2 separate regions of the Homo sapiens genome follow, and region 1 is linked to region 2. Evidence: chromatin loops called from intact Hi-C (ENCODE). Cell type or tissue: MCF 10A. All regions are shown on one strand. Links, peaks and the distances in the headings refer to the core of each region. The heading gives the core; the rest is flanking DNA.

Evidence for each region. A loop is a pair of places that touch in the nucleus more often than their neighbours do. Peaks named below come from ENCODE experiments on the same cell type or tissue, not always from the same donor. Only the 100,000 strongest peaks of a DNase experiment are listed, where the experiment ranks them.
Region 1: it touches region 2 in a loop (11-fold over the local background); 6 of 110 quality-filtered maps call a loop at or near these places.

What each region holds. Positions count from the first base shown.
Region 1 is chr15:70,971,187-70,976,186 of GRCh38, reverse strand. The region is part of intron 9 of LRRC49 (leucine rich repeat containing 49); the gene reads right to left. Among named protein-coding and RNA genes, the nearest start is that of LRRC49, 81 kb to the right of the region's middle. In MCF 10A, for the core only: a CTCF peak has its summit at 2,011 (motif pointing left); no DNase peak of the experiment used is centred there.
Region 2 is chr15:71,726,728-71,735,391 of GRCh38, reverse strand. It overlaps THSD4 (thrombospondin type 1 domain containing 4), which reads right to left. Exons shown (of 18, transcript NM_024817.3): 9 at 6,668-6,843; 10 at 4,175-4,271. Among named protein-coding and RNA genes, the nearest start is that of THSD4-AS2, 40 kb to the right of the region's middle. In MCF 10A, for the core only: a CTCF peak has its summit at 4,633 (motif pointing right); a DNase peak (open chromatin) is centred at 4,671.

The DNA of each region.
Region 1 (5,000 bases), core at 1-5,000, 760 kb after region 2:
GAAATAGTCAGAACAGGATAGGTTATGCTGCTGTAACAACTTCAAAACTTTCACTGGCTTATGACTTTAAAAAAGTTTATTTCTTGATCACGCAAAGAACACTGCACCTGTCTTCAATGTAGTGGCTAAGTATTCCTGAGTGCTATGATCTGATGGCATCCTCAACTTTATATAGGCTTCCGCAGTGACTACCACATGGGAAGGAAGCATGAGAATCATGCTTTTAAATGCTTCTGCCTGGAAATGATATACATTATTTCTGCTCACATTTCATTGGCCAAACATCTTCCCACATGTCAAAAAGGAGGAGAACCAGAGCATATTGGTGAACATTAGTAATGTCTACCAAAACAGAAAACGTACACATGAGATGAGCTCCTTTTTTTTTTTGGAGAGCAAATTGTAAACAAGTTCACACTAAGCCAATTAAATGTGAGCTTGAGGTGAAAACTTTAGACATTGTTTGTTTCTGAATTGTGTTGTTGTTTTGTTTTGAGACAGGATCTCATTCTGTCCCCCAGGCTTGAGTGCAGTGGCGAGATCTTGGCTCACTGCAGCTTTGACCTCCTGGGTTCAAGCGATCCTCCTGCCTCAGTCCCCCAAGTCTCTGGTACTACAGGCGTGTGCCTCCACACTCGGCTAAATTTTTTGTATTTTTTGTAGAGACAGGGTTTTGTCATGTTGGCCAGCTGGTCTCAAACTCCTGACTCAAGTGATCTGCCCACCTTGGCCTCCCAAAGTGCTAGGATTACAGGCATGAGCCACCACGCCCAACCCTGTTTCAGAATTGTGAGAATACTGCCTGCATTCACAAAATGCTGCCTTAGAAATAAAAAGGAAAATTCTGCCTCCCAGAATTTTCTATATAAGGGTCCTTGTTCTAGCCCCTCAACATGTGTCTGTTCTCTCTTTTTTTGAATAGTTGTGAAAACAGGTGAAGATCACTGGGATATCTTCCTTATGTCTTCTCCTTTGTCAACTAATCATGTCAGATTCTTTGGAAATGCTCTAGTTTATTGTCTGCCCTCTAAAACTAGTAATAGTTCAGGTGTAATCTGACCACTGTAGAAAAAAATGGGATGGGACTGTCTCCATTGTCTGAATTCTCTTTTTCTATAAATGAATATTGTTTTAAGCCATATTAACTTTTAATAATCACATCTCATAATTAATTGAACTTGAATTTAGCAATTCCAAGTCACTTTAACACACGCTGCTAAGTCTAATCTTGTATAATACTGAATTTGTGCTAAGAATTGTTTTGCTTGATTGTTGTTATGGAATAAAGTCCAGGATGTTCAATTCATCTATTTTTTATGTTGTTAAATTCTGCTTACTTTTCTAGACTAGGCATAAACAAACTTTTTCTGTAGAGGGTCAGATAGTATGGTAAATATTTTAGGCTTTGTGAGCTGTATGTGATCTCTATCTCATATCCTTCTTTGTTGTTCTTTTTTTTTTTTTTTACAATGCTTTGAAAACATAAAAGCCATTATTAGCTTGAGAGCTGTACAAAAAGCAGGCTGCCAGATGGATCTAGCCCATAGGCTGTAGTTTGCCAAACCCTGTTCTAGACTATGGAGATACTTTTGGATTCTCATTTGATCAACCAATATACCAAGAACTCTAATTTCTCTAGTTTCTGTCATTCACATACTTTACCAGAATAACAAATATTTTCTCCTAGACATTAATAAAAATGTGAATAGAATGGACTGGAGGAAAAAAGCCTCATGGCATGCCAGTACAGATTTCTCTAAAGGCTGGCATTAATCCATTACTTCATGTTCTGTAAGTATACTTGAATCAAAAATCTACATAACCATGTCATACAATTTACTCAAAATGATGCCATAAAAGACTTTGCCAAATGCTTTGCTTAAATACCAAAACACTGTCTATAGCACTCCTCTAACAAGGTCTATTTGTAATTTCTAGGTCAGGAAACTAATTCTTTTCTGGCATGAATTGTTTTTTAGTGAGCTAATGCTGCCTCCTAGTGACCAATTCCTAAGTACTCACAAACCATCTTTTTATTTTATTTTATTATTTTATTTTTTTGAGACAGAGTCCCCTTCTGTTGCCAGGCTGGAGTGCAGTGGCGCGATCTCGGCTCACCGCAACCTCCAACTCCCTGGTTCAAGTGATTCTCCAGCCTCAGCCTCCCGAGTAGCTGGGATTACAGGCACGCACCACCATGCCCAGCTAATTTTTGTATTTTTAGTACAGATGGGGTTTCACCATGTTGGCTAGGATGGTCTCAATCTCCTGACCTTGTGATCCGCCCACCTCAACCTCCCAAAGTACTGGGATTACAGGAGTAAGCCACCGCACTGGGCCACAAACCATCTTTTAATAATGCAATTTAAATTTATTTCAGAATCAACATCAAGTTGACTGTCACAATTTGTGGAATTTATATTCTGTACTTTTGACATTAAAAAAACCACAGTGCCACAAAGTCACTGTAGCCAGACTGACTGCCTCTCTAGATTCCTCTTCTCTAAGCTCAGCAACTCTGAAAGAAAGGCAGCAGCCCCACTCAGAGCTTATAGATAAAACTCCCATCTCCCTGGGACAGAGCACCTGGGGGAAGTGGCGGTTGTGGGCACAGCTTCAGCAGACATAAATGTTCCTGCCTGCCAGCTCTGAAGAGAGCAGCGGATCTCCCAGCAGAGTGCTCGAGCTCTGCTAAGGGACAGACTGCCTCCTCAAGTGGGTCCCTGACCCCCCTGCCTTCTGATGGGGAGATACCTCCCAGCAGGTGTTGACAGACACTTCATACAGGAGAGCTCCAACTGGCATCTGGCGGGTGCCCCTCTGGGATGAAGCTTCCAGAGGAAAGAGCAGGCAGCAATGTTTTGCTGTTCTGCAGCATCTGCTGGTGACACCCAGGCAAACAGGGTGTGGAGTGGACCCCCAGCAAACTCCAGCAGACCTGCAGAAGAGGGGCCTGACTGTTAGAAGGGAAAAAACAGAAAGCAATAGCATCAACATCAACAAAAAGGATAACTACGCAAAAACTCCATCCAAAGGTCACCAACAGCAAAGACCAAAGGTGGATAAATCCACGAAGATGAGGAAAAACCAGCACAAAAAGGTTGAAAATTCCAAAAACCAGAATGCCACTTCTCCAAAGGATCACAACTCCTCACCAGCAAGGGAACAAAACTGGATGGAGAATGAGTTTGACGAATTGACAGAAGTAGGCTTCAGAAGGTGGGTAGTAACAAACTCCTCCAGGCTAAAGGAGCATGTTCTAACCCAATGGAATGAAGCTAAGAACCCTGAAAAAAGGTTACAGGAACTGCTAACAAGAATAACCAGTTTAGAGAAGAACATAAATGACCTGATGGAGCTGAAAAACACAGCACAAGAATTTCGTGAAGCGTACACAAGTATCAATAGCTAAATCGATCAAGCAGAGGAAAGGATATCAGAGACTGAAGATCAACTTAATGAAATGAAGCGTGAAGACAAGATTAGAGAAAAAAGAATGAAAAGGAATGAACAAAGCAGCCAAGAAATATGGGACTATGTGAAAAGACCAAACCTACATTTGATTGCTGTACCTGAAAGTGACGGGGAGAATGGAAGCAAGTTGGAAAACACACTTCAGGATATTATCCAGGAGAACTTCCCCAACCTAGCAAGACAGGCCAACATTCAAATTCAGGAAATACGGAGAACACCACAAAGATACTCCTCAAGAAAATCAACCTCAAGACACATAATCATCAGATACACCAAGGTTGAAATGAAGGAAAAAATGTTAAGCACAGCCAGAGAGAAAGGTTGCGTTATCTACAAAGGGGAGCCCATCAGACTAACATTGGATCTCTCTGCAGAAACCCTACAAGCCAGAAGAGAGTGGGGGCCAATATTCAACATTCTTAAAGAAAAGAATTTTCAACCCAGAATTTCATATCCAGCCAAACTAAGCTTCATAAGTGAAGGAGAAATAAAATACTTTACAGACAAGCAAATGCTGAGGTATTTTGTCACCACCAGGCCTGCCTTACAAGAGCTCCTGAAGGAAGCACTAAATATGGAAAGGAAAAAACAGTACCAGCCACTACAAAAACAAACCAAAGTGTAAAGACCATCGACACTATGAAGAAACTGCATCAACTAATGGGCAAAAAACACCAGCTAGCATCATAATTACAGGATCAATTTCACACATAACAATATTAACCTTAAATGTAAATGGGCTAAATGCCCCAGTTAAAAGAAACAGACTGGCAAATTGGATAAAGAGTCAAGACCCATTGGTGTGCTGTATTCAGCAGACCCATCTCACATGCAAAGACACACATAGACTCAAAATAAAGTGATAGAGGAAGATTTACCAAGGAAATGGAAAGCAAAAAAAAAAAAAAAAAAAAAGGAGTGGTTACAATCCTAGTCTCTGACAAAACAGACTTTAAACCAACAAAGATCAAAAAAGACAAAGAAGGGCATTGCATAATAATAAAGGGATCTAATGCAATAAGAAGAACTAACCATCCTAAATACATATGCACCCAATATAGGAGCACTCAGATTCATAAAACAACTTCTTAGAGACCCACAAGGAGACTTAGACTCCCACACAATAATAATGGGAGATTTTAACACCCCACTGTCAATATTAGACAGATTAACAAGACAGAAAATTAACAAGGATATTCAGGACTTGAACTCAGCTCTGGAGCATGTGGACCTAATAGACATCTACAGAACTCTCCACCCCAAATCAACAGAATATACAGTCTTCTCAGCACCACATCGTACTTATTCTAAAATCAACCGCATAATTGGAAGTAAAACATGCAAAAGAATGGAAATCACAACAAACAGTCTCTCGGACCACAGTGCAATCACGTTAGAACTCAGGATTAAGAAACACACTCAAAACCACAAAACTACATGGAAACTGAACAACCTGCTCCTGAATGACTACTGGGTAAATAATGAATTTAAGGGAGAAATAAAGAAGTTCTTTGAAACCAATGAGA
Region 2 (8,664 bases), core at 1,886-6,885:
TTCCTGAGTGCCATGGATCCTTAGGTGTACCAGACAATGTCCAGTGTCCCAGGAGGAAGCCACCCCTGCAGCGGGAGAGGGGGCCTGGCTGCCAGCCTCACCAGCTTCCTGTGCCCCCCATGCAGACTGGAAGGAGCAGAGCCCTAACCTGAAGGCCCCATGAGGCTGCTCCCGGTGGCACCTCAGCGGAATTAGTGTGGACAGACCACCAGGGGGGTCTAGCCAATGTTTTGGCTTGTCTAAGACTCTAGATCTTTCCTTATATCTGGAGTGAGAATATGTGTGTGTGTGTGTCTGTGTGTGTGTGTGTGTAACCCCCAAGCAGACTGCGATTGAATTATCTACTGGTTTCAAAGAAGGGTGAAGTTGAGGTCAGATTTAAACTGACTAATGGAAAATAATAATATGCAATATTCCTTGCACATCTGAGATTGTAGATGATGATTCAAATGGCTGGAAACATGTTTGTGTATGCATAGAAAAGGGCTAGGCAAAATCCCACCAAAGGGTTAGACTCCCTCTGGGAAGGGCATGGGGTTGGGAGCTGTGGACTTTTTTTTTTTTTAATAGGCTTTTTTTTTTTTTTAGAGCAGTTTTAGGTTCACAGCAAAAGTGAGTAGAAGTACAGAGTTCCCACACACCTCCTCCCACCACACAGGCACAGGGTCCCTTACTACCATCATCCCACATCAGACTGGTACATGTGTAACTGATGACCCTACACGGACATGTCATTATTGCTTAGAGTTCATAGTCCATACGAGGGTTCACACTTGGGGGTGCACATTCTGTGGGTCTGGACAAGTGCACAGTGACATGCATCCGCCAGTGTAATATCACACAGAGTAGTTTCACCGCCCTGAAATCCTCCCTGTTCCACCTTTTCATCCCTCTGTCCTCCCAGCCCCTGGCAACCACTGACCTTTTTACTGTCTCCATAGTTTTAACTTTTCTAGAATGTCATATAGTTGGAATCAAACAATAGGTAGTCTTTTCAGAGTGGCCTCTTTCACTTAGTAATATGCATGGAAGGTTTCTCCATGTCTCTTTGTGACGTGATGGCTCATTTATTTCTAGCCCTAAATAATATTCCATTAGTTTTTGTCTATCCACCTACTGAAGGACTTCTTGGTTGCTTCCAAGTTTTGGCAATTATGTGGCAGTTGCTTTTGACTGTATATATTTCTATTTTGACTGAATATTGTTCAAGTATGTCTCATTTTAATAGAAAATAAGGAGGCAAATTCTAGGGTTACTGTAGAACACAGTTAAAACTACAAGGGGGCTGGGTGAGGTGGCTCATGCCTGTAATCCCAACGTTTTGGGAGGCTGAGGCAGGAGGATTGCTTGAGCCCAGGAGTTCAAGACCAGCCTGGGCAACATAGCGAGACCCCATTTCAGCAATAACAACAACAACAACAACAACAACAACAACAACAATTAGGGCTTTCTCAGCAATTTTTTTTTTTTTTTTTTTTTTTGGAGACAGAGTCTCACTCTGTCACCCAGGCTGGAGTGCAGGAGGCTCACTGCACCCTGTGTCTCCTGGGTTCAAGTGATTCTCGTGTCTTAGTCTCTTGAGTACCTGGGATTACAGGTGAGTGCCACCACATCCAGCTGCTTTTTGTACTTTTAGCAGAGATGGGGTTTTGCCATTTTGTCCAGGCTGGTCTCGAACTCCTGGGCTCAAGCAATCTGCCCACCTCGGCTTCCAAACGTGCTGGGATCACAGGCGTGATCCACTGCACCAGACCTCTCAGCTTTTTTGCCAGGGCTTTCTTACTTAGTTGGTTATTATGCTTCATGGTTTAAAATATGACATGCAAATATGACCAACAAAATCAGGACCAGGCATGTTGACATAAATGAGAACTGTCCAAGATGTTGTTGGACAAAAAAATTTAAGAAGTCTTTTCAGTGCCTTGTTCTGGGCTCTATGCTAGGATGGACAACTAATTTATTCAATCTCTTCCCATGTCCTCTCCCCTGCCAAAAACCACCTTATAGGGTTTTTCTTCTATTTTGTAGACTGGGTGTGTGTTCAGAGAGGTTGCTGACCCGCCTGAGGGTGCACAGCAAAAAGGTGCAGAGCTGGATTCCAACTCTGCCTCCAGACTCCATTGACATGGAAGAGGAAGCCTGGTGACAATGCCCCTGCTTACCAACTTTTTACAGGTGACCCCTCCAGGCCTGCCCTGTCCCAGGGAGCTGATCCCAGAACCCCCATGCTATTCATGAGCTGAGCCCCATCAGGCCTGACAGAAATCATCATCATCCTGATAGATTTCAAATAGTCTGTCTGATTATCCCTGTAAACCAGCAATGGACCCCAGAAATCTTACCCAAACTTGGTTTCTCAAACTGTGGATTGCTTCTGGACATGACATAAAAATTCTCTGTTGTGCTGAGTTTGCTGACTTGGAGTTTGGACAACACACCCACCCCATGTTCTGGGGATGCACCCAGCTGTTGTCCTCCCCAGTCTGTAGCAATCAGATAACCTGGTTATCCCGTCCAAAGTTCAGAGAAGAATGGATGGGGCGGGTTTGGCACTTGTGCCTTTATTTCCTCCTAGGGTAGGGATTGGACCAAGTAACCTCTCAGTGATATAACAAGCACAAAGTATGGTCACACAGGCCCTCCTCAGGTCACTGCCCAGGTGTGAGATCAGGACAATTATTAACTTACTCTTCCTAAGCTTCCATTTCCTTACTCTTAAAATAAGGCTAATAATAGTACTTCCCTCCAAGTACCTCCCTCTGTCATGAGAATTCAAAGAACTAATCTACGCAAAGAGCTCAGCACAGCAGTTTCTAAGCCCTTGCACACAGCAAGGACTCAATGTGTGTGAGCTATAATTACCATGAATACTTCTGCAGACCTTCCTATTTTAAGGAAGGAAAAGACTGCCTGCATTTGGGTGGTGGGCTCCATCATCCTCCGGTAGAGAAATGTCTGCAGACTCAGAGAGCAGTCCCATGCCCAGTGCCAGCCGAGAGAAAGCTGCCTGCTCTGTCCATAAGCAGAGCCCACCAGGAAGACTCAACATGGATTGTTAGGTGTGAACTCATTATTCTTGTCTTATAGGTCAAAGTATTATTAACAGAAACAAAAGGGGAACCAAGAGAAAAGGCATATAGTAGACAGATAATGGCCCCCTAAAGATGTCCACATCCTAATCCCTGGAATCTGTGAACATGCTACCTTACATAGCAAAAATGGACTTTGCAGGTGAGACTAAATTACAGATTTTGAGAAGGAGAGATTATCCTGGATTACTTGGGTGGGCCCAGTGTAATCTGAAGGGTCCTTATAAAGGAAAGAGAGAGGAAGATGAGAGTCAGAGAGGAGATGTGATGAGGCCAGGGTCAGAGAGAGATTTGAAAGTGCCACCCTGCTGGCTTTGAAGGTGGAGGAAGGGGCCAGGAACCAAGGAAGGCAGGTGGCTCCTAGAAGTTGGAAAAGGCGAGGAAGTGGGTTCTCTCCTAGAGCCTCTGGAGAGAGAGGGGCCCTGATGACACCTTCATTTTGTCCCAATGAAACCCACTTCAGACTTCTAACCTCCAGAGCTCTAAGAAAGTAAATTTGTGTTGTTTTTTCTTAATTTTGAGATAGGGTCTCACTCTGTTGTCCAGGCTGGAGTTCAGTGGTCTGATCACGGCTCACTGCAGCCCCAACCTCCTTGGGCTCAGATGATTCTCCCACCTCAGCCTCCTGAGTAGCTGGGATTGCAGGCACACACCACCATGCCTGGCTAATTTCTGTAATTTTTTTTGTAGAGACAGGGGTTTCATTATGTTGCACAGGCTGGTCTTGAACCTCTGGGCCCAAGCGATCCACCTGCGTCGGCCTCCCAGAGTGCTAGGATTACAGGCATGAGCCCCCTTGTCTGGCCTGGAAACTAGTATAAAGCATTTCAAATGTTGAACTGGCAGGGCAGACCCAGGATGCTCATGCCATTTTGGAATCGAGTGAATGAAACAGTCTCATCAGTGAAGGCTCAGACAAATGGTGAAGCCTGCTCCAATGTCAAGGCCCCTTGGCTTTGAAATATGCGTCCCTCAATTTTCTCTGTGTTGACCGAGAGACAGAGGGTGGATGCACAAGAATTGAGAGAGAGAAGGCTTTACAAGGAAATGACCAGAGTCCCCGGCCACAAGACAAGGGATTCTACCTGGTCTCCTGTGGGGTGGCACCTGGGGGCTGATGGCGTTGGTCCCCATGATCACGTACTCGTAGTGCACGCCTGGGTTTGGCTGCTGGTGTATCATCTGCTGACACAAAAATCAGTGTTACCGCACTTGGCACGTATGCACACCCCTTCTGGGTTTCAATGGCATTTGCAGAACTACTGAGAAATGACTGGGTTGGTTCACTCTAGTACGCATCCAGTAATATCAGTGAACCTGTGGCAGATTAAACAAAGTTATTCCTGGATGGCTTTTTGTCATTTACTTTTGAAGAATGAAGAACTTAGGCCGAGCAAATCAGAAGAAGACTAAGCTAAGAGTCAAGATTTTCTAAACTCCAAAGGAGAAGATGGAGCAACGGTAGCAGAACCTTTCTGTCCTTAGATTTTGCTCAGTGCTCTTGAAACATCCAACACAGATAAATACGTGTACACTGCAGGAGAACTGTTTTAACACTAGGTGGCGTGACAAAGTCATGCGAACAAGCAGCAGACCTCCTGGACAGAGCCACCCCGGGATGCTTTAGGTTCCCTCAAAGTTCTTGACCTGGCTGGTGAGGCTGGCCCCCAGGTCCCTCCCTCTTATTCAGGGAAAGCCCCAGAAACACAAAGACATGGGGCCAGGAAAACAAGTAGAAGCGACCCAACTCTTGCTGGGTCATATTCTCTTAGGAATGATGACAAAAATAGGATGGCAAGCAGGAATCTACGTAGGACTGTGGAAGTCAGCAGCTGAACATTGTCTGGGCTGAAAACATATTAAATGAGCATGGCCCAACAGAATACGTCCCTCCCTATTGGATTTAGAGCACACAGTCTTTGCTGCCCATGGATTTCCTGATGGGGAGCAGGGTGGTGGGCTAAACCCAGCAGCAGAATGAGAATCCACAGTGTAAATATGAGCCGTGCAAGGAGACACGGTCGGGTTTGATGTTTCTGTCTCTGCTGCTTTATAAAGCAGCTCTCCTATTGACCAGCTGTGTAACCTAGAGCAAGCCCCTTCACCCTGCAGTTTTTGATTTCTTCCTTGGGGAAGGAAGAGGTTAGAATCATGTCACTTTCAAAGGTCCTTTCCAGCTAGAAGCATCTCTGAGTCACTCCTGCATGGTGGGTCCTGTGTCTATTCTTCCTGTTTATGCCATGATCTCTTGCCACTCCCTACTGATGAAATGGGTCTTCATTTTATAAATTACCCAAAGGAAGGCAGACCTGAGAACCCCTGGGATTCTCCTACCCAGGAACCAATATCAAACCATCGGCGTTGCAGAAACGTGGTGGGCACTGAATCCCCAAGGGACACGGTTGTGTGACCTCAGGTTCCTGCTGTGTATCCCTCATCCCCTCACTCCCTTTTCACACAATCTTCCTCTCGGTCTGTGGCTGGAAATCCTCCCTCCCTCTCTGGTGCCTCTTCTGCCTGAGCATTCTGCCAGTGCAAAACCTTGTCCCGTTTATGAAATTGCTGTTGGCTTCCATTCCTAGACCACCCACAGTAGGCCTTTAACAACCTGAGTTTTTACCTCTGATGCCATTTAAAATATATTCAGATTCAACCAACCAACTGGACAGTCTAAAAAAAAAATCCAAAATAAACTACAACAAGGCTTCCTTTGTAATTTCGAGTCTACTAGGCCCAAGAGGAAAGGACATAGAACTGTGTGTAGGTGGAGAAGTAATGACAATGCAATTAATAATATTTCTAAAACTCTGACACAGCAAATATGTTAATCAGCTCAGCTTTGGGGACAGAAATAATGTGTATATTCATGGGTGATCTCAATCTTTTTATCAAAATGTTATTTCAAGCTTTTATGTCTTATCACCCTTTATTTCCTGGTCTTTTAAGAAGATTGAATTCTAGTGGTTTCCTTTGAACGTAAGGACCATTTAAAACTCTTGAGCAATTTAATATCTTAGTTTCACGTAAAAGAAATTAAGGTTTTGTCTTCTATGAAGCAGGGAGCTTCTAGTAAATCTCTCTACTGTGACTCTCAGCTTTATTGTTTCATCTGGAGGGCTCTGGAGCTCTCCTTTCTTCATTTGCTCTCAGAGTCTGAACAGGGCTGGGAGCTGGGAGCGGTCCTGCCTTCCTTTAGGCTCTTGCTTTCTTTTGCCATAAAAAGAAAACATGCCAAATTAGCAGTATAAGGAAAGTGCCTGGAGGAGATCCAATGCTCATGAAATAAAGGGCATGTTTTGCCTCTGATTTGGTTCAACAAGTAAAATTGGTTTTACTGGGTCAATAAACTCCGAAGGTAATAAGCATCTGGTGGAGTTGGAGGTTGCTGTGAGCTGGGCCCATTCAGAAGTAAAGGCAAAGATGAACGCCAAGCATTCAAGGAGTGCCTCCAACAGGCTCTGCTCAAAGGGTTTTTATTGAGTATGGGCAATGATTTGTTGCTTATTTGTTCAGAGTATGTTCCTTAGAAGTGACAAGATTCAAAATCCAAAGAACAGTCCAGAAACATCCAAACTCACGTAGACATCCAAGATCTCGTTGGTGGGACCTTCCGCCAAAAAGGACTCTCCGGCAGTGCTCGAAATCTCATTTGGACGCTTGTAGGTGAACATGGTCCCTCCGCCCTCGTATTTTCCTGGTCGATCAATTGCCCAGTTCCCATTGATGATGGAGCGTCCAGAACGACTTCTCAGGGCTGTTGAGAAAAATCAGACAGTTCTTTGGGTAAGCCCAGGGTGTGCACAAGAAACAGAACTGACTCCCCCAGTTTCTGGCTTCTTCATTCATCAAGGTTTTTGACAGGATCCACTATGTGCCAGGCAATGATCCAGGCCCTGGGGCGCCATTAGGCATCTAGATTACATCCCCTTGGGCTTAATCACTGCTTCAACCCACCCTAATCCCTTCTATCACTTGGACTTAGTATAGAAATGTAGGGTGGGGGCTGGTTAGGTGAAAAGGATGTGGAAAATGGGAGGGAAAGGAGAAAGAGGAGGAAGAGAAAAAAGGGGGGAAGGGAAACGTATTTATATTATATACCATTATCTAGGTGAGAGGTTGCACGCTGGCAGCCCACGAGCTGATTTTGGCCCATAAATGGGTTTAGTTTGGCTTCTGTAGTGTTATTAAAAAAAATAACTGAGCCCAAATTTAAGAATTGAAATATTTCACATAAAAAATTTAAGAGTTCTGGCTTCTCTTATAAACCAGGAAGACATGTTAACATTGGCTTCACACTCCCTCATGGCAGCAATCGGCTGGAGCCCAGGATGGCTGTCCCTCTCAGATGGACCCTATATGCTCTGATTTGCCCCAGTCCCCACCCCTCCCTGTTGCCCCCCAACACTGAGGTTAAGTCTCAGTTTATTACCCCTTTATTTATGAATATGGGTGATTTATATCATTTATCATACTTGCATTGTTCTTTTTCTTATCCAATTTTTTCTCCCCTCCCAGCCCTCCCCTTTTTTTTTTGAGACAGGGTCTTGCTCCATCGCCCAGGCTGGAGTGCAGTGGTGTGATCCTGGCTCAGTGCAGCCTCAACCTCCTGGGCTCAAGGAATCCTCCTGCTTCAGCCTCCTGAGTAGCTGGGACTATAGGCATGTACCACCATGCCTGGCTTGTGTGTGTGTGTGTGTGTGTGTGTGTGTGTGTGTATATATATATATATATATATATATATATATATATTTTTTTTTTTTTTTTTTTTTTTAAGAGATGGGGTTTTGCCATGTTGCCCAGGCTGGTCTCAAACTCCTGAGCTCAAGCGATCTGCCTGCCTCAGCCTCCCAAAGTGCTGGGATTACAGGTGTTAGTCACTGCACCTGGCCCAGAATTTTTCTTATAATTCTCTCTACTTACATGTCTACTACAAGTGGCAAAGCTAAAGCTAAGAGGGTCACATGATTTTCTCATGTACCTGGTCAGCTTCATTCACTTCTATGACCTTCCTGAGTTCCTGGGCATCTGAGGCTGTGGGCTGTGTTAGATACCGCACGTGCACTGTCAAATTTAATCGTCACAACATTGCACAGCAGATGTTATAATCCCCATTTTTCAGAGTGGCTCAGAGATGGGAGGGAACTTGTTCAAGTTCATGAGGCCCATAGGGGTCAGACCTGTGATTTCTAGTGTGTACTCAGGAGGCGGGTACGAAAGGAGAAGGGGGCAAGGAACAAGGTGTTGGAGTTAACAGGAGAAGAAAGGGTGGCATCTGGAAATAGAATTTCTTCAGCTACCCTTGGCACCTGGAAACCCACAATCCAAAGGAGGACTGGTTTAGAGAAGGTACCTTTTTTTTTTTTTTGAGATGGCGTTTCGTTCTTGTTGCCCAGGCCGGAGTGCAATGGTGCGATCTCGTCTCACTGCAACCTCTGCCCCCTGGGTTCAAGCAATTCTCCTGCCTCAGCCTCCTGAGTAGCTAAGATTACAGGCATTCACCACCATGCTCTGCTAATTTTTGTATTTTAGTAGAGACGGGGTTTCACCATGTTGGTCAGGCTGGTCTTGAACTCCT